Linked DNA regions of Homo sapiens: region 2 is linked to region 1. Evidence: read pairs that join two places in POLR2A ChIA-PET (ENCODE). Cell type or tissue: Panc1. All regions are shown on one strand. Each heading gives the region's core, and the rest is flanking DNA. Links, peaks and the distances in the headings are about the cores only. Region 1 holds the start of LOC105378623 (a long non-coding RNA gene). Region 2 overlaps TINAGL1 (tubulointerstitial nephritis antigen like 1).

Evidence for each region. ChIA-PET counts read pairs that join two places held together with the same protein. Peaks named below come from ENCODE experiments on the same cell type or tissue, not always from the same donor. Only the 100,000 strongest peaks of a DNase experiment are listed, where the experiment ranks them.
Region 2: POLR2A ChIA-PET joins it to region 1 with 6 read pairs; 2 of 35 experiments call an interaction of 5 or more read pairs at or near these places.

The regions. Positions count from the first base shown.
Region 1 is chr1:31,387,157-31,397,054 of GRCh38, forward strand. LOC105378623 (a long non-coding RNA gene) reads right to left here and starts at 2,674. Exons shown (of 3, transcript XR_947141.3): 1 at 2,611-2,674. RefSeq lists a silencer at 7,546-7,840. In Panc1, for the core only: no CTCF peak of the experiment used is centred there; no DNase peak of the experiment used is centred there.
Region 2 is chr1:31,586,007-31,595,904 of GRCh38, forward strand. TINAGL1 (tubulointerstitial nephritis antigen like 1) reads left to right here. Exons shown (of 12, transcript NM_022164.3): 11 at 704-749; 12 at 833-1,680. The coding sequence ends at 973. Among named protein-coding and RNA genes, the nearest start is that of TINAGL1, 14 kb to the left of the region's middle. RefSeq lists a silencer at 8,102-8,171. In Panc1, for the core only: no CTCF peak of the experiment used is centred there; no DNase peak of the experiment used is centred there; H3K27ac peaks cover 1,474 bases.

The DNA of each region.
Region 1 (9,898 bases), core at 2,195-6,194:
GATGACCTCACCATCCACACCCCCAGACACATCCACACAGACGACCTCACCCACACCCCCAGGCACAACCACACAGACGACCTCACCCACACCCCCAGACACATCCACACAGATGACCACACCATCGACACCCCCAGACACATCCACACAGATGACCACACCATCGACACCCCCAGACACATCCACACAGATGACCACACCATCGATACCCCCAGACACATCCACACAGATGACCTCACCATCCACACTCAGACATATCCCCACAGAGGACCTCACCATCCACACGCAGACACATCCCCACAGACCTCACTATCCACACCCAGACACATCCACACAGACGACCTCACCATCCACACCCAGACACATCCCCACAGAGGACCTCACCATCCACACCCAGACACATCCCCACAGAGGACCTCACCATCCACACCCAGACACGTCCCCACAGAGGACCTCACCATCCACACCCAGACACATCCACACAGACGACCTCACCATCCACACCCAGACACATCCCCACGGATGACCTCACCATCCACACCCAGACACATCCCCACGGATGACCTCACCATCCACACCCCCAGACACATCCACACAGATGACCTCACCCACACCCCGAGACACATCCACACGGACGACCTCACCCACATCCCCAGACACGTCCACACAGACGACCTCATCCACACCCCCAGACACATCCATGCAGATGATCTCACCCACACATCCAGACACATCCACATGGACGACCTCACCCACATATCCTCACCACATACGTGGCATCAGAGACTAGGGCAGAGGCCTGCAGCTGGCCCATGGTGGACCATACACACACAGCCCCTACACAGAAGGCTACAAAATTGGCAGGATCCAGTGCAAAGTGAAAATGTGAGCCCCTGTTCAACAATTATTAAGAATTTCAAGATAAGGCCCACACCTATAATCCCAGCACTTTGGGAGGCCAAGGTAGGTGGATCACTTGAGGTCAGGAGTTCAAGACCAGCCTGGCCAACATGGAGAAACCCTGTCTCTACTAAAATTATACAGATTAGCCGGGCATAGCGGTGCACGTGTAATCGTAGCTACTCAGGAGGCTGAGGCAGGAGAATCGCTTGAACCCGGGAGGCGGAGCTTGCAGTGAACCGAGATCACGCCACTGCACTCCAGCCTGGGCTACAGAGCAAGATTCCCTCTCAAAAAAAAAAAAAAGAAAAAAAAAGAATTTCAAGATGATGACAGCAGATCATTAAACCAAGAGCAGGGCCCTTCTGAGGGCTCTGTTTGACCGCACAGGTTGGTTTCACACCAATGATGCTAGCTAGCTCTGCTCCTAACACATTCCAGCCATTCCCTTGGAGACTCACAGTCCCACAGACACCATCCTGCTAGAGAGACACACTCATCCAGGGACAAACATTCACACCCCTAGACCCATCACCACTGAGGGCACACCCACCTCTCCACCCCAGACACATACAGTCACATCAGCCCCAGTATCACAGAGCCTCACCTACAGCCAGAGTTCCTCCCAGCTGGGTGGGTCCAGGCATCCCACCAGGGCACAGGGCCATTACACTCACCCCTCTCTCGGGCTGCCAGGGTCTCCTCCACCCTCTTGCTCCACACAGTCCCTCCCCCAAATGCACACTAGCCTACCTGCTGGGCTGGCCATGGAGGATAGAGGAGAGGGCAATGCCAGCTCTTCCACCCACTCCGCAGCCAGCCTGCAGGGACCCAGCTGGGGATAAGATGCCAATAATAATACCTGGCTGGGCGCGGTGGCTCACGCCTGTAATCCCAACACTTTGGGAGGCCGAGGTGGGCGGATCACCTGAGGTCGGGAATTTGAGACCAGCCTGATCAACATGGTGAAACCCCGTCTCTACTGAAAACACAAAAATTAGCTGGGAGTGGTGGTGCATGCCTGTAATCCCAGCTACTCAGGAGGCTGAGGCAGGAGAATCGCTTGAACTCGGGAGGCAGGGAGGTTGCAGTGAGCCGAAATCGAGCCATTGCACTCCAGCTTGGGCAATAAGAGCGAAACTCCGTCTCAAAAACAAAAACAAAAACAAAAACAAAAAAACAAAAAACCTAACACTTGTTGAACATTTACCTGTGCCAGGCACTGTTCCAACACTTTATAAATACTAACTCATTTAATCCCACAACCCTATGAAGTAGATAATTTTTTTTGTTTTTTGTTTTTTGTTTTTGAGGCAGAGTTTTGCTCTTGTTGCCCAGGCTGGAGTGCAGTGGCGCGATCTTGGCTCACTGCAACCTCTGCCTCTCAGGTTCAAGCGATTCTCCTGCCTCAGCCTCCAGAATAGCTGGAATTACAGGCACCCGCCACCACACCCAGGTAATTTTTTGTATTTTTAGTAGAGACAGGGTTTCACTATGTTGGCCAGGCTGGTCTCGAACTCCTGACCTCAGGCGATCCACCCTCCTCGGCTTCCCAAAGTGCTGGGATTACAGGCGTGAACCATCGCGCCCGGCCCTGAAGTAGGTAATATTTTTTTATCCCCATTTTATAGGTAAGGAAGCTGAGACACAGAAAAGTTAAGTCACTTGAGCAAGATCACAGCTAGTAGGAGAGGAAGCCGGAATTTTAACCTGCTGTAGACAGCATGGTCTGTCAGTTGTTGATGTGACTGTACTGGGCATGCCAGGCACTGTGAACCCAGTGGTTCCAGGGTCTGCCCCTGAGGAGCTCAGGTCCTCTGTGAAATGATGAAAAAAGGTGATTATGATGCAGCGTCTTTTTGACTGGGGTCCGTGGTCAGTCCCAGGAGTCCCCAGGATGGTCACTTGGCTGGTGGAACAGATGATTTTCTTTCACTACAGTCACAATATTTGGAAGATGTCTGCATGAGAGATAGTCCTTTTTACCTTTTTACAGACAAAATTGTCAAATATGTAATAAAGGCATTTTCACTGATAGCATACACTGTCAGATAATGGACAGTCCACACGGCAGCTGGTTACCCAGCCTAGATAGAGGGCTTTCTCAATGGTGAGAATGCAAGGAAACCTGCTCTGCCGGTGTGTGTTCTGGGCACGCAGCGGGCCTCATTTATGACTTAGTTCAACATTACAAACCTTCGGGAGCCCCACCCTCCTTCTCTGAGAGTTGCCGCTCCCTACTAGGTATGGCCCCTGAGGCCATGTTTGTATGCTTTGACTCCTGCCCCTCCAGCTTCCCGGAGGGGATACCCCAAAATGAAGGCCTCAGAAGCAACTGAGACTGACTGATCCAGGAATGCCTATCTGATCCAAGTAGGCCAATCAGGTCCTTTGTCTGGGGCTTGGGAATCTGCATTCCACTGGCTGGGACTGGCCCCTGAACTGAGAACAGGTAATCTTGGGAACTGTAAAGCAGCCACCTTCACATTCACTGCGGTTTACACAGAAGAAAAGAAGCAGAAAGCTCTCTACAGGAGTAGAGAAGAATGAGGCAGTGAAGAGGGGGAAAGTGCTGAGCTCCAGAAGCCATCCAGCTCCACAAGGGGCCACAATTGCTCCCCCAATCCTTATGATAACGCCTGATTTTTCTTTCCGTTAGCCTGAGACAGTTTCTGTTCCTTGTAGTCAAAGGGCCTTATTTAAGGCACTTGAATTAGAAAACATCAAAGAGAAGAGAGTGCCGCAAATCTCCTAAATGTGTTGGTTTTATGGTCATTTTTGAATATGACAGACTCCAAAGCCGTGGAGCTTACATGTGTCCTGGAGTATCCCCAGTGGAAGCTTGAGGTTGTTTGTCTCTGTGTACATCCCCTAGTGGAGTGGAGATGGCTTTCCTGATAAGAAATGTGCTTTGAAAGGACTTTATTAAGCTTGGAATTGCCCAGTGGTTTGCTGGACAATAAATATTTGAAAACTAGTTTCTCAAAAATCCAAATGTATAGGTTATATATGGACATATATTTATTATAAATTTTACTGATATAAAGGCTGTGTAGGCCAGGCACAGTGGCTCGTGCCTGTAATCCTAGCCCTTTGGGAGGCCAATGCGGGCAGATGGCTTGAGGTCAGGAGTTCGAGACCAGCTGGCCAACATGATAAAACCCAGTCTCTACTAAAAAAACAAAAATTAGCTGGGCATTATGGCACACACCTGTAATCCCAGCTACTCAGGAGGCTGAGGCAGGAGAATCTCTTGAACCCGGGAGATGGAGATTGCAATGAGCTGAGATCGTGCCACTGCATTCCAGCCTGGGTGACAGAGTGAGACCCTGTCTCAAAAAAATAAATAAAGGCTGTGTAGCACACAGCTTAACTTACAAATGACACAATATGCAAACTCCTTTTTTTTTTTTTTTTTGAGACAGGGTCTCACCCTGTCACCCAGGCTGGTATGCAGTAGGGCGATCATGGCTCACTGCAGCCTTGAACTCCTGGGCTCAAGTGATCCTCCTGCCTCAGCCTCTTGAGTGCTGGGACTATAGGCTCGTACCATGACACCCAGATCATTTAAACAGTTTTTTTGTTTGTTTGTTTTGTTTTGTTTTGTTTTTTAGACAAGGTCTTGCTATGTTGCCCAGGCTGTCCTCAAACTCCTAACCCCAAGCAAACCTCTCACATGGGTCTCCAAAGCACTAGCATTATGGATGGGAGGCACCATGCTGGTCCATATACAAACACTTGATAGTAAATTCCATACAGCCAATTGATTCTGGCAGAATGGTTTCATTAATTTTTGCCAAACTCATATCTGTAGCCATCCTATGGTTGCAATTCAACCAAAATTTGAAATTGAATTGCATAGATACCAATCTGCTAATTATTTTCCTAATAAATTTATTGTCATTAAATGTGCTACAGGATCTACTGTTAAAATATTTTTCTTTTTTTTTTTGAGACGGAGTCTCGCTCTGTCACCCAGGCGGCAATGGCTTGATCTCGGCTCACTGCAACCTCCACCTCCCGGGTTCAAGTGATTCTCATGCCTCAGCCTCCCGAGTAGCTGGGATTATAGGCGTGCATCACCACCCCCAGCTAATTTTTTTTGTATTTTTAGTAGAGACAGGGTTTCACCATCTTGGCTAGGCTGCTCTCGAACTCCTGACCTCAAGTGATCTACCCGCCTTGTCCTCCCAAAATGCTGGGATTACAGGCGTGAGCCACTGCACCCAACCTACTGTTATAATATTTTTCACCCTTCTACAGATATATTCATTAAACAGAAACTTCTTTCAGCTTTAGCACCAGACTTGACAAACTATTAAGTTTAATTTGCACTTTTAACATTTTGTCTATCACTTTCTTTAGTCTTGAAAGTCAACAAAACAACAAATCAGTTCCTTATTTGTACCTATCAGGACTCAGACAACAATACCCCAAAATGAAGGCCTCAGAAGCAAAAGTTTTTCTTTGACCTTCTCCTGTCCTCTTGTCTTTCTGTTCCATTCTCCCCTGAGGCTAGCCATAGAAACTAGAATCTCTCTTCCCCAAGGCTAGCATCCCTTTTCCCCAAGACATTTCACGGAAAACAAACCCCTTTTCCCCCGAAGCCAGCCGTAAAACCTAAAAGCATTACTCTGGATTTTCCTCCACCTTTCTGTGTGAAAAGAAGTTATCTTACCTACCTTGACTCTAGGTCATAAGATCCTCATTCTAGAGTGGGTCCTGCCCCATATTCAGAAGGAAGGAATGAATGCTCAGAGAGGCCAGGAAGAATCCAGGCAGAAGTCCTTGCTGGGCTTCCTCACTCAGTCTATTAGCATTTGATCATAGCCTTTTCATCCAGTCATATTTCTACATGGCTGTCCATACTTTGTTGAACCTAAGCATAAAAACGAATAGTTTTCTGTTTTTCTTCAGGTCTTCATGCTGAAGGCTCCCATGTACATGTTAATAATAACTTTTGTATGCTTTGTCTCCAATTTTCTGCCTTTTGTGAGTTGATTTTTCCATGAACCTTCAGAGGGCAAAAGGGAAAATTTTCCCTGGCCCCCATATGCTGTTTACCAATTTCTGTGGTGTAAATACCCCCACTCGGCTGATTCAAGCTGCTGCCACGATGTTATGGAGCCAAGAGTTAGGAAGAGATGTGCAGAAGCACATCATTATGTCATAATTCCACTACACAGATAACAACAGATGTAGGGCTGGGTGCGGGGGCTCACGCCTGTAATCCCAGCACTTTAGGAGGCCGAGGTGGGTGGATCACTTGAGGTCAGGAGTTCGACACCAGCCTGGCCAACATGGTGAAACCCTGTCTCTACTAAAATTACAAAAATTAGCCCAGCATGGTGGTGTGCGCCTGTAATCCCAGCTACTCGGGAGGCTGAGGTAGGGGAATTGCTTGAACCTGGGAGGCAGAGGTTGTAGTGAGCTGAGATGGTGCCAGTCAGCTCCATGTAGTGAGCTGAGATGGTGCCACTCAGGCAATAGCAAGACTCTGTCTCAAAAATAAATAAATAAATAAAAATGAAAAAAAAATAAATGTAGGTAAACTCAAGAGAATAGATAATAGTGAAATATAGTAAAATAATTAGGAAGTGATGATTTTTAATATCTTTGTTTTAATATAATTTATTTAATTGTAAATGTATACAATTTAATTTTAAAATTTTTATTATGATGATATATATTTTTTGGGGACAGGGTCTCACTCTGTCATCCAGGCTGGAGTGCAGTGGCATGATCACAGCTCACTGCAGCCTTGACCTCCTGGGCTCAAGCAATCCTCCCACCTCAGCCTCCTGAGTAGCTGAGAATATAGGCATGCGCCACCGCACCCCGTTAATGTTTAAAATTTTTTGTAGAGACAGGGTCTCACTATGTTGCCCAGCCTGATATTATGATTTTTTAAGAGATGGAAGTCTCACTATTTTGCCCAGGCTGATCTGGAACTCCTGGCCTCAAGTGATCCTCCTCTCACCTCAGCCTCCCAAAGTGCTGGGATTACTGGTGTGAGCTGCTGTGCCCAGTATACAATTTAATTTTTAGCAATGACTGTTAAACAGCCCTCTTGCAAAATGCCTGAAACTTTAGCAATTTGCTCTTGCTAGCTGGTGTGAGCGGCTCTTATACACTGATGGACTTGTCCCCAGCCAAAGGCATCCCACAGGGCATTGTCAACAAAAGAGGCCCCATGATATAATATTTATAATTATAAATATTAATACTTTTTGACCCAGTCAAAATCATCTCCCAGACCTCAAGAAACTCTTCTTGGGGTCACTTGCACCTCCTCTTAATTCTCCTAAACACATTGTTGCCATTTAGACTACTGAATGTCAGAGCCAGAAGGGTCCTGAGGCCATTTGGTGCCTTCAACTTGTGAAGATGGGGAAACTGAGGCCCAGGGTAGGGCAGGGACTTGCTTAAGCTCATTAACATTGAAAACCAAGTCTTATGGCTCCCAGGTCAGGACTCATCCTATTAACTCCTTTCTTAGGGATAGGGAAGCTGGCCCAGAGAGAGGAAGGTGAGTGCAAATTCACACAGCAAACAAGCGTCAGAGCCAGAGCCTGGGGATTCTCCTCGCCCGCCCAGATCTCCTCGGAACCTTCACCTTCCTCTTGGGCCCTGGAAATGAGGCATGTGCGCGCCTCCTCCGTGCACCCAGGGCCAGGCGTTGAAGACGGAAGGGGCGATTCCTGCGGGTGTTCTTCTCGGAGCTGAGGTTGGCACGCACCAGTTTGTCCACCGGGGGGCACTACGGAGCCGAGCTAGGAGAGCGCGCGGGCTCCCGGAGCCTCCCAGCCCTGATTGATCCGCACTTGAGCCCGGCGGGAAAACAGGTGTCCCGAGAGGAGAGGAACTAGCCAGACGTCACCCTGAGAACTAGAGACAGAGCTGGCACTTGACGCGGACCTCCTGACACCAGTCAGGTGCACTCTCCCGGCGTCTAAGCGCGTCCCTCCCCCTCTTCCGGGGGCCGGGCTGCTACTTCTTTTCCTGTCAACTGGGGTCAGCGAAGGCCCTCCTGGGCCAGGCTGTGCAGAACCACAGCTCTGTCTGGCATGGCATTGCACCTCCACTGGACAGTGGCCGGTGCTGAGCGACACATGCCTCATTCCCTCTCTGTCCAGGGCCGCTCCCCACCCCGCCTTCTTCTTCTTCTTCTTCTTTTTTTTTTTGGAAACGGAGTCTTGCTCTGTCACCCAGGCTGGAGTGCAGTGGCGCGACCTCGGCTCACTGCAATCTCTGCCTCCTGGGTCCAAGCCATTCTCCTGCCTCAGCCTCCCAAGAGTACCTGGGATTACAGGCGCCCGCCACCACACCCAGCTAATTTTTGTATTTTTAGTAGAGACGGGGTTTCACCATGTTGGCCAGGCTGGTCTTGAACTCCTGACCTTGGGTGATCCGCCCATCTCGGCCTCCCAAAGTGCTGGGATTACAGGCGTGAGCCACCGCGCCCGCCCCGCCTTCTGTCATCCCGTATCAGCGCAAGTCTTTGCCGTTTACCAAACATTGTCACACCCTCTGATTACCTTCTTTTTCTGAGTAGAGAGGAAGGGTGGCGGGGGCTGGGGTTAGACCTGAGCTTCAGTCTTGGACCAGCTACTCAAACTCACCTCGTTACACAATCACTTTGTGCCTTGGTTTCCTTATTTTAAAGCAGAGATCATAGTTCTTATCTCACAGGGTTGTTGAGAGGATTAAAAGAGGTAACACAGCAAGTCCTTGGGAACTTTTCTTTTTGAGACAGGGTCTTGCTTTGTATCCCAGGCTGAAGTGCAATACCGCGATCGTGGCTCACTGCAGCCTCCACTTCCTGGCCTCAAGCAATCCTCCTGCCTCAGCCTCCATGTAGCTGGGACCACATGCGGCTCCACCATGGCTAATTTTTTATTGTTTTGTAGAGGCAGGGTTTTACTTTGTTGCCCAGGCTGGTCTCCAACTCCTGGGCTCAAGCGATCCTCCCATCTCTTCCTCCCGAAGTGCTGGGATTACAGGTGTAAGCCACCTCACCTGGCCCTTGGGAACTTTTTATCATGATTGAAACCTGCACAAGCATCGTAGGAGAGATGGAACTGCCTTCACCTTACACTGGCAGAACTGAGGCTCTGAGAGGCTCTCAGTGAGGAGTCATAAGGGAACTTTTTATTTGAGCGCCAGGTGTGATTGACTTAGGGGTATAAGAAGTAGAACTTTCTTTCTCTTCAATCCGGAGCTGTGTCTAAGCTGGGATGGGAGATAAATGTACGTGCAGCTAAGGCTTGGTAGGTCCATGTGTGTGTGTTCCCAGGCATGTTTTCTACATGGATCACCTTGCAACACCCATTGTCCTTTTTGCTCTGAGTGGCCCTTCTGGGGCTGACATCTCTCTCTCTCTGCTTCTTCTGGGCATTACTAGAAAGGCAAGAATTGTTCTGCGGAGTTGGGTTCACAGTGCGGCTCGGGGTCATTTGGTCACTGGGCTCTGGCCACCATCTGCAGAGCCAGAGGTGTCTCTGCAGTTACCATTCACTCCATCTTTCCTCCCCTGCCAGCCTCGGAAGCCTGTTGTCTGCCTAACCAACAATCTGCTTGAATTGGGAGAGAGAGAATAGCAAAAGGGAAAATACCCAGAGAGAAACAAATGAATCAATGATTTAGATACCTATTTCTGGAGTGCCTTTTATGTAGCACTGTTTTAGGCCCTGGGGTAACAGCTCTGTGCAGGCTGACACAGTCTCTTCTCCCAAAGTGACCTCCAGGGGGCAGACAGTGATTGTCATAATGCTTAATATGCATGGAGCCCTACTATGTGCAGGGCCCTGTGTCAACTCATTTACTACTTCCGACAGTGTAATGATATAAATGCTTCTGTTATCTTCATTGTATAGGCGAGGAAACAGAGGCACAGGGAGGCTCTGTATCTTGCCCAAGCTAGTAGCTAATGGAGGTAGGATTCCAATTCAGACAGTCTGAAAATTAAGCAAGGCCATGGGGTGCAGAAGGGTTGACT
Region 2 (9,898 bases), core at 3,494-7,493, 200 kb after region 1:
TGAGACTCAGAAAGAGAAAGGACTTGCCCTGGGTCGAATTGAAGGTTGGGAGCCTCTGAAGGCTTTTTTAGGAACTGTTCCTTCCTTACATTGGGATAAAATAACTCCAATATGAAGAGAGCCTCAAGAGTTTCTCAACCTCTCCCCACCTCAGCACCTGTCCCAGCTCTGCCTGACCCACCGAGTGACCTGGGAGGTCGCTCCCCTGGCCTCAGTTTCCCTATCCGATTTAGGGAATATAGATGTTAGGATCACTGACTTCAATGAACTCGGTGAAATGTGCTTTACGGTGGGAATTGGCGGTCTCTAAGATACCCATATTCTCAGAGTGTCTTCCTTCTGGCCCTTGGCACCTACCCCTCCCTGGATCCCCAAGTGAGGGAGGGCAGGTGGATGTGTGGTCCCATAGAACTGGCCCCTAGGAGGTGGGTCTCTGGAGGACCCAGGTTCCCTCCTCTTCTGCTCACCTTGCCTCCACTTGTCCCCTTGGTGCCCCACCCCCTCCCATGCTGGGCCTGGGTGCACCGACTTACAGATGTGAGAGTGAGGGAGATGCAGAGAGGTACAGAGACCTGCCTGAGCCCTAAGGGTGTACCCAACCCTCCAAAGGCAACTGGGGGCTGGATGGGGCAGGTTTCCGGGATTGGAGCTCCTGAGAGCAGGTAGACCCAGCTCCCTTCCCCCTCCTCTGCTCTGCCCACAGATGGGGAGAGGAGACGCTGCCAGATGGAAGGACGCTCAAATACTGGGTGAGGCCGCTGACCCTTTCCCCGCCCCCTCTTCCCCTCGCCCCACTCCCATTCCCCTTCTCACCACCCCTCCTTATTCCCAGACTGCGGCCAACTCCTGGGGCCCAGCCTGGGGCGAGAGGGGCCACTTCCGCATCGTGCGCGGCGTCAATGAGTGCGACATCGAGAGCTTCGTGCTGGGCGTCTGGGGCCGCGTGGGCATGGAGGACATGGGTCATCACTGAGGCTGCGGGCACCACGCGGGGTCCGGCCTGGGATCCAGGCTAAGGGCCGGCGGAAGAGGCCCCAATGGGGCGGTGACCCCAGCCTCGCCCGACAGAGCCCGGGGCGCAGGCGGGCGCCAGGGCGCTAATCCCGGCGCGGGTTCCGCTGACGCAGCGCCCCGCCTGGGAGCCGCGGGCAGGCGAGACTGGCGGAGCCCCCAGACCTCCCAGTGGGGACGGGGCAGGGCCTGGCCTGGGAAGAGCACAGCTGCAGATCCCAGGCCTCTGGCGCCCCCACTCAAGACTACCAAAGCCAGGACACCTCAAGTCTCCAGCCCCACTACCCCACCCCACTCCTGTATTCTTTTTTTTTTTTTTTTAGACAGGGTCTTGCTCCGTTGCCCAGGTTGGAGTGCAGTGGCCCATCAGGGCTCACTGTAACCTCCGACTCCTGGGTTCAAGTGACCCTCCCACCTCAGCCTCTCAAGTAGCTGGGACTACAGGTGCACCACCACACCTGGCTAATTTTTGTATTTTTTGTAAAGAGGGGGGTCTCACTGTGTTGCCCAGGCTGGTCTCGAACTCCTGGGCTCAAGCGGTCCACCTGCCTCCGCCTCCCAAAGTGCTGGGATTGCAGGCATGAGCCACTGCACCCAGCCCTGTATTCTTATTCTTCAGATATTTATTTTTCTTTTCACTGTTTTAAAATAAAACCAAAGTATTGATAACTACAGTGTCTTGGAACCTCTGGGAGTGGAAAGCCAAGCCAAAGTTGGGCTGGCAGTGGTTAGACAGCAGAAAGGACTGCCTGAGGTGTTGCTGGTTGGCAGGGGTGGGGGGACTGGAAATCCTAACTTCCATTCAGCCCTAATTGTCAATGCCCTGGGCACTGACCCACTTGGGGGAGGGGCATGGATGGCATGGCCTTTGGCCCTAGAGAGAAACCTGAACCGTGGGAACCACCTTTCAGACGCTGAGTCAGCTGCCGCCTGAAGGGGGAGCCCTGCACTCCTATCAGCTGAACCGGTGCCAGTGCCCAGCAGGCAAGGGGGGCACAGCCCTCAGAAGCTGGAGCCTCTGTCTCTGTAGATCAGTCTCTCCAAGCCATCCAGGCAAGGGGGGCCTCTCCTCGGCCTGCTCTTGGGCCAAGCTGAGCCTGCTTCCCACCCCACCTCCTCAGATTCCCAGTGCCAGCACAATAAGCCAGGCCTCAGCCTGGCTCCAAGGCCATCAGAACCCACCCGCCCAACCTCGTCACCAGCTCCTTGCTGCCTCTCAAATGCCCGGTACACATGCAGACTGCCAGACATTCGCTCACGCTGCTCTCCGGGCCAGATGCCCTTCCATGCCACCCACCCCTTGTCCCGCTCCAAGGTTCCTTCTTCCAGACAGTGCCTGTGAAGGTCACTGAAGTGCCAGAGGCTGTGCAAGGAGCCCAGGCCACCCCATCCCCATCCGGCGTGGGTTAGACCCTCCCTCAAATCATCTGCACTCTGCCCTTCACCCAATATTTCAGGTATCTGGGATCTATTGAACTTCCGCATTATGCTGGAAGTTCCTAGAGGGCAGGGATGGTCTGTTTCATTAGTGGGTCCTGGTACCCACACCGAAACCCTGGTATAGGGTGGCCCTCCAATGTATGGAATGACTGAGTGGATATGGCCCATTCTTTCACCTCCAGGCCCCTCCCAAGCCTCCACTGCGTCCCCCCGGGCACAGACGCCAGGCTGGTGCTCCTTCCTTTCTGGGAGCCCAAGGGCCTGTGCCTGGGAGGGGGATCCCCGAGCGCAAGGAATCCTCCCCGCCGCCACCTCCAGCCAGTGGGGAGGCAGGGGCACCCTCAGTCGCCGAGGGACTGCGGCAGGGAGGTCCCCGGGGGCCCCTGGCAGCCCCTCAGGATCGCCGCGTCCCCCGGGCCTCACGGGCATCACCTGAAAGGAATGCGGGCGCCGGATAAGTGGCCGCCTTTGTCTCGCTTCCTGTTTGCCAGGACGTCCAGAGCCCGGCTCCAGCGGCCCGCCCGCCGGTCCCCAGGGAGCCAAGGCCGGCGGGGAGCCCCGAAGGGGCGGCGGCCCCTTCGCACCCGCTCAGTGGCCCCGGGACCCGCCCCGCCGGTAAAACCCGGTTCGGAGGCAGCTCGGTGGCCCCGCGAGGCTGGAATTTTCTACGGGTACCTTCCAAGGAAGCTCTGGGGGGCGGGGACGGTCGGGCGCGGCCCGCCGGGTCTCAAGGCTGAGGCTAAGGCTCCGGCTCCAGCTCCGCCCGCCCTGGCGCTGCGGACCCGTGTTGATGCCAGAAAGGGGTCCAGATCCAGACCCCAAGAGAGGGTTCTTGGATCTCGTGCAAGAAAAAATTAGAGGTGAATCTCTGCAGTAAAGTGAAAGCAAGTTTATTAGGAAAGTAAAGGCATAAAAGAATGGCCACTCCGGCAGGGCGCGGTGGTTCACGCCCGTAATCCAAGCACTTTGGGAGGCCAAGGCGGGCGGTTCCCGCGGTCAGGAGGGGCCAGGCTGACCCCCCAGTGTCAGAGACCTCTGAACCACAGCAACTCCATCTTGAATAGGGGCCGGGTAAAATAAGACTGAGATCTACTGGGCCGCATTCTCAGACAGCTAGCCATTCTAAGTCACAGGGTGAGATAGGAGGTCGGCAAAAGATACAAGTCATAAAGATCTTGCTGATAAAACAGGATGTGGAAAGAAGCCGGCCAACAGGCGCGGTGGCTCACGCCTGTAATCCCAGCACTTTGGGAGGCTGAGGTGGGCAGATCACGAGGTCAGGAGATCCAGACCAGCCTAACCAATGTGGTGAAACCCCGTCTCTACTGAAAATATAAAAATTAGCCGGGCGTGGTGGTGTGGGCCTGTAATCCCAGCTACTCAGGAGGCTGAGGCAGGAGAATCGCTTGAACCCGGGAGGCGGAGGTTGCAGTGAGCTGAGATGGTGCCACTGCACTTGAGCCTGGGCAACATAGCGAGACTCCATCTCAAAAAAAAAAAAAAAAAGAAGAAGAAAAGAATGGCTACTCCGTAGAGCAGCCCCAAGGGCAGCTGGTGTCCCATATTTATGGTTCTTTCTTGATTATCTGCTAAACAAGGGGTGGATTACTCATGCCTCCCCTTTTAGGGTCACTTACTGACATTGCCATGACATTTGTAAACTGTCATGGCACTGGTGGGAGTGCAGCAGTGAGGACGACCAGAGGTCACTCTCGTGCCATCTTGGTTTTGGTGGGTTTTGGCCGGGTTCTTTTTTTTTTCTTTTTTGAGATGGAGTCTTGCTATATTGCCCAGGCTGGAGTGCAGTGGTGCGATCTCAGCTCACTGCAAGCTCTGCCTCCCGGGTTCATGCCATTCTCCTGCCTCAGCCTCCCGAGTATCTGGGACTACAGGCGCCCGCCACCATGCCCGCCACCACACCAGGCTAATTTTTTTTTATTTTTAGTAGAGATGGGGTTTCACTGTGTTAGCCAGGATAGTCTCAATCTCCTGACCTCGTGATCCGCCCGCCTCGGCCTCCCAAAGTGCTGGGATTACAGGCATGAGCCACCGCACCTGTTGACCGGCTTCTTTCCACAGCCTGTTTTATCAGCAAGATCTTTATGACTTCTATCTTTTGCCGACCTCCTATCTCATCCTGTGACTTAGAATGCCTAACTGTCTGAGAATGCAGCCCAGTAGGTCTCAGCCTTATTTTACCCAGCTCCTATTCAAGATGGAGTTGCTGTGGTTCAGAGGTCTCTGACAGTAGGGGGTCAGCCTGGCCCCTCCTTAGCCTTGTTCCTGGGGCCAGCAAGCCCAGGCCCACCTGGGCCAGTTCTGCAGTGGACGAGGGTTCAGATAGGGCTGGAGATGCCCTAGCCGGGGCCTCAGCCACCTCCACCAGCCACTCCTGCTCCTCCGATGTTGGGCATGGGAGTGTTGTTATAAAGAGCGAGGCTTACCTCAAGCACCCCAAACCCGATTACTGCCCCTGAATCTGCCCCTAAAGAAACCCTGGTCCCACAGCCCCTTGCTGTGTGTCATGGGGCCAGTCCTTCCCTTTCCCAGGGCCAAGGGTGTGGGATGTTAGACAGAGCTGGGTTTGAACCCCTACTCTGTCCGGCTGTGTGTATTATTGGACAGGTTTTTCCAACTTAAATGGGGGACAGTAGTACTCACCTACCTCCTGGGGTTGGTGGGAGGATTCAATGAGACAAAACATGCTAAGCCTTTAGCTCAGTACTTGGAACTCATTAAGGGCTTAATAAATGGTAACAGCAACAGCGATGATTGTTTTAAGAGATTGGACCTGATAATGTAAAGGCTTTTTATAATGAGCTAAACATTCATTGAGTGCTTAACCATAGGTTTCTGCCAGCATGTTGTTCTGAATGCTTTACATACATTGTCTCATTTAAGCCCCCCCAAACCCAAAAAACAAAACAAAACAAAAAACTATTTCCAGAAGCATAGAGAAAAGCAAGTAAGTTGCTGAATGTCGTACATTTAATAATTGCATCAGGATTCAAACCCAAGTCACCTAAATCCTCACACTCATCAGCTCTGTATTAAGATTAATAGTGATATTCCAATGTCCTTCCCCAAGCCCTTTCCCTGTCTGGCAAGCTCTTATTCATCCTTCAAAACCCAGCTCAAATGTCCCCCCTCTGGAAAGCCTTTCCTGGCACCCATCCTCTGGATCTCCGGGGACTCCTCCATACACACCTGGCACAGAGGGAGTATCTGTCAACAACTTCTCCTCCTACAGGCGGATGGGGCAGCGACTTTTTCTTTTTCAGCTCCATCCTTTCCTGACCACCAAATATTTCACTTGGGCATTCATTCTGGCCCCCTGTGGGGCTCTGCGGGGGTCCCGAGGCACCTAACTCTAATCTCCCAGGGGCTGCTAAGTTACATGACTTCACAAGTGCTGATGCCTCACATCTTCTTGGGATCTTGCCAAACCCCCATCCCTGCCTGGTGCCCATTAAGGGAAAGGAATTCATGCCTACCGAGCCTGCAGTGAGCCACGCTTTGGACTATGTGCTTCACTCACTTTAGCTCCTTCGATCCTACCCTCGTTCCTAGGAGGAAGTGTATGCCTAGAAACCCAATGTCAACAAGTGAGACAACTCTCAGACTCTACGAGAGGGGTAAACCTCCAAATTGTGAGGAGGGCAAGTGGGTCCAGGCACAGCTGGAACCAGGGACCCAAAAACTGCCAGGACACACCCTCTCTGTCTCTGTCTCACTCTGCCTCTCTTTTCTCTGCCTTTCTGTCTAACTCTGCCATGAGGAAGGATTTGTGGCCAATGACAACTCCTGAGCCTCCCAATCCACAGCCATGTTCTCAGTACTGATTCAAAATAGAGAAGTCTTTTGATTGGCCACACTCCAGTCAGGTGTCCACCTGTGGGACAGTCACCTGTGGCTGAGGGACAAGGTCATGGAAATCATGACAGTCCTTGCCAAACCAGTGTTTAGGAGAGGAGATCCTCAAAGAAGGAGGATCCAGGGGAAAGGAGGAATGCCAAACAGATTAAGGTAGGAGGACAGACTTAATTCCAGGGATTGGGGCCTCAATGATTACTACCCCTTCCCTAGAAATTTCTGCATAAACTGCCCCTTAATCTTTGTGCAATTTAAAGTGGGTATAATTGTGACTGCAAAGCTGCCCTGAGCTGCTACTTTTGGCCTACGGGGTAGCGCTACTCTGCAGGAGCAGTCACGGAGCTGTGACACTCCTCTTCAATAAAGCCATTTTCTTCTACCTTTGGCTTGCCCTTGAATTCTTTCCTGGCCAAAGCCAAGAACTCAGTGGGCTAAACCCTACTTTGGGGCCTGCCTCCCCTGCATCAAAATGACAGAAATGGGTCCACAACAGCTAGGAACAACTCTTAACCTCCATTTGACAGATAAGGAGATGGAGGCTCAGGGAGGGGATGTGACTTGTCAAGTCACACTGCTGGTAAGCGCTGGAGCTAGATGCAGACCCCACTTTATGAAAATCCGGGGGCTCTGACACCAACACCCGAGCCAGTATCTTTCCAAAGTAAAACAAGGCTGAGTCTGAAGAGGACTTCTAGGGAAGCATCCTGCTTCCTGCTCCAGGGGGCTGCAGCCTGGCTCCCACCATGGGATGGGATGAGATGGTAAACCGAATATGCCAGTGGACACATCAGAGAGATGGGTCCCAGGAAAGCCATGCTGAAGATACGCACTGTAGGTAAGGGCTGCTATTACCTCCTTTTTACAGGGAGGAGACTGAGGCTGGGGGGTGGGGGTTGAGGTGGGGGAAGAGAAGTGACTTGCCTGAGGACACATTGCTAGGAAGTCGTGGGCAACCTCATTTGTCAGACTCCAAAGCCGGAGCTTTTTCTAAGCTGTCTGGGTGTATACACAGCCACTCTTCAGGTTGTACCCAAGCAGGCTCTTTGGCCTCCAGTTCTGTGCACAAACAGCCTGGATCTGAAGTTTGGGGCTTGCAGAATTTGCTGATGAAGGTGCAACTGAGGGGAGGGGCAGTGGTGGGGGTTATGTAACACTCAGGTGGGCTTGGCCTGGGGCTGCAGGGAGGTGCTAGGGTCTGCAGAGTGCAAGCCGAATCACTGCTCATCTTGTCAAGTTCAAAAGCCTCCTCCTCTGAGAAGCTTTTTTTTTTTTTTTCTTTTTTTAGAGAGAGTCTCGCTGTCACCCAGGCTGGAGTACAGTGGTACAGTGGCAGGATCATGGCTCACTGCAGCCTCAACTTCCTAGGCTCAAGCAATCCTCCTACCTCAGCCTTCCAAATAGTTGGGACTACAGGCATATCACCACACCTGGCTAATTTAAAAAAAAATTTTTTTTTTTTTAGAGATGGGGTCTCACTATGTTGCCCAGGCTGGTTCAGAGCTCCTGGCTCAAGTGATCCTCCTGCCTCCACCTCCTGAAGTGCTGGGATTGAGAAGCCTTTTTGACTCCCCAGGACAGCCCTCATCCATCATCGAGACTCCACTCTCACACCACTTCCTCCTTCATAGTCCAGCATGGGAGCTGTCCATACCCTTCCTGATGTGGGGTTCTGAGAGCAGGGCTGTGCCTCACTCTCTCTGCTCTCAGTGTTGCCTAAAACTATACTGGGCATGGAAGAGACACCAGACCCGTTTGCTGGAGGATGGAGGAAGCGAATGAATGTGGATGTTCACTTGGCAGCACCAATCTCAGCAGTGTCAACCTCCGCAGCATCCCTGCCCCCTGGTGGCTGAGTCCACACCTCCCCCTGCTGCAGCCTAGAGGAGTAGTGGAGAGAAGCCACCTGTGCAGATTCTCAGACCTGAGCACCTGCTGTGAGTTCGTGTCTTACTCTTTGGAGCCAAAACTGTTCTGTGAGGCCTGGAGACTGGCACAGGGGGACAAAGAAGGATGGGACAGATCTGGGAATGGATCTCAGTCGGTCTGACTCCAGAGGCCAACTCATTGCTGCGGCCCCACTTGTCACCTCTCACCCAGATGTTGTGCTCCAGCCTGGCCAGAAGAGAGTCTGAGTTTGGCTCTTTTTTTTTTTTTTTTTTTTTTTTTAAAGACAGGGCCTCGCTTTGTTGCCCAGGCTGGAGTGCTGGAGTGCAGTAGCACGATCATGGCTTGCTGCAACCTTGACCTTCCAGGCTCAAGCAGTCCTCCTTTGGGAGGCTGAGGCGGGCAGATCACCAGGTCAGGAGTTCAAGACCAGACTGACCAATATGGTGAAACCCTGTCTCTACTGAAAATACAAAAAGTTAGCCGGGCATGGTGGCAGGCACCTGTAATCCTAGCCACTTGGGAGGCTGAGGCAGGAGAATTGCTTGAACCCAGGCGGCGGAGTTTGCAGTGAGCCAAGACCATCCCACAGTACTCCAGCCTGGGCAACAGAGCAAGACTGTCTCAAAAATAAAAATAAAATAAAAATTAAAAAAATAAGGAAATGGAGAAACAAGCTTGCCCACTGAGAGCTGGACTGAAGAAATCAGTATCTAGGCTGGGCGTGGCAGCTCACGCCTGTGATCCCAGCACTTTGGGAGGCCAAGGCAGACGGATCACAAGGTCAGGAGTTTGAGACCAGCCTGACCACCAGGGTGAAACCCTGTCTCTACTAAAAATACAAAAATTAGCTGGGTGTGGTGGTGGGAACCTGTAGCCCCAGCTACTCGGGTGGTTGAGGCAGGAGAATCGCTTGAACCCGGGAGGTGGAAGTTGCAGTGAGCTGAGATCGCACCACTGCACTCCAGCCTGGGCAACTGAGCGAGACTTTGTCTCACAAAAAAAGAAAGAAAGAAAGAAAGAAAGAAAGAAAGAAAGAAAGAAAGAAAGAAAGAAAGAAAGAAAGAAAGAAAGAAAGAAAGAAAGGAAAGAAAGAAAGAAAGAAAGAAAGAAAGAAAGAAAGAAGGAAGGAAGGAAGGAAGGAAGGAAGGAAGGAAGGAAGGAAGGAAGGAAGGAAGGGAAAGAAAGAAAGAAAGAAAGAAAGAAAGAAAGAAAGAAAGAAAGAAAGAAAGAAAGAAAGAAATCAGTATCTAATGAATGACAACAGGGATGTGCAAAGTCACCTTAAAAGGCCAGGCTAACTCCAGCTCCTGAGAAAGATTCTTTGCTTGGCCTAACTTTAGTCAGGCTCTTGAATCTTCTCCTAAGCCCATCTGAGCATTTCCTTGTAAAATTAGGTTTTAGCAAAAGAACCCCACTTAATCCATTTAGGCAGAACACCTCATCCTCTACATCTGATCATCCTTGATATCTGATCAGGTTGCTTATCTTCCACCCTTCCCCAGGTGATGTCTGCTTACCCAGGCCTGTCTTCAGCAAGAATCCTGTTAAGTCATTTTAGTCAGAATCCCCCTTAGTCCTGCTGTTGCTTCTTAGTAATTTTTCCATCCACTGGCCCCCACCCTGCTCCATGACTATAAACTCCCACTTTCCCATTCTGTATTCAGAATCGAACCCAGTCTCTCTCCCC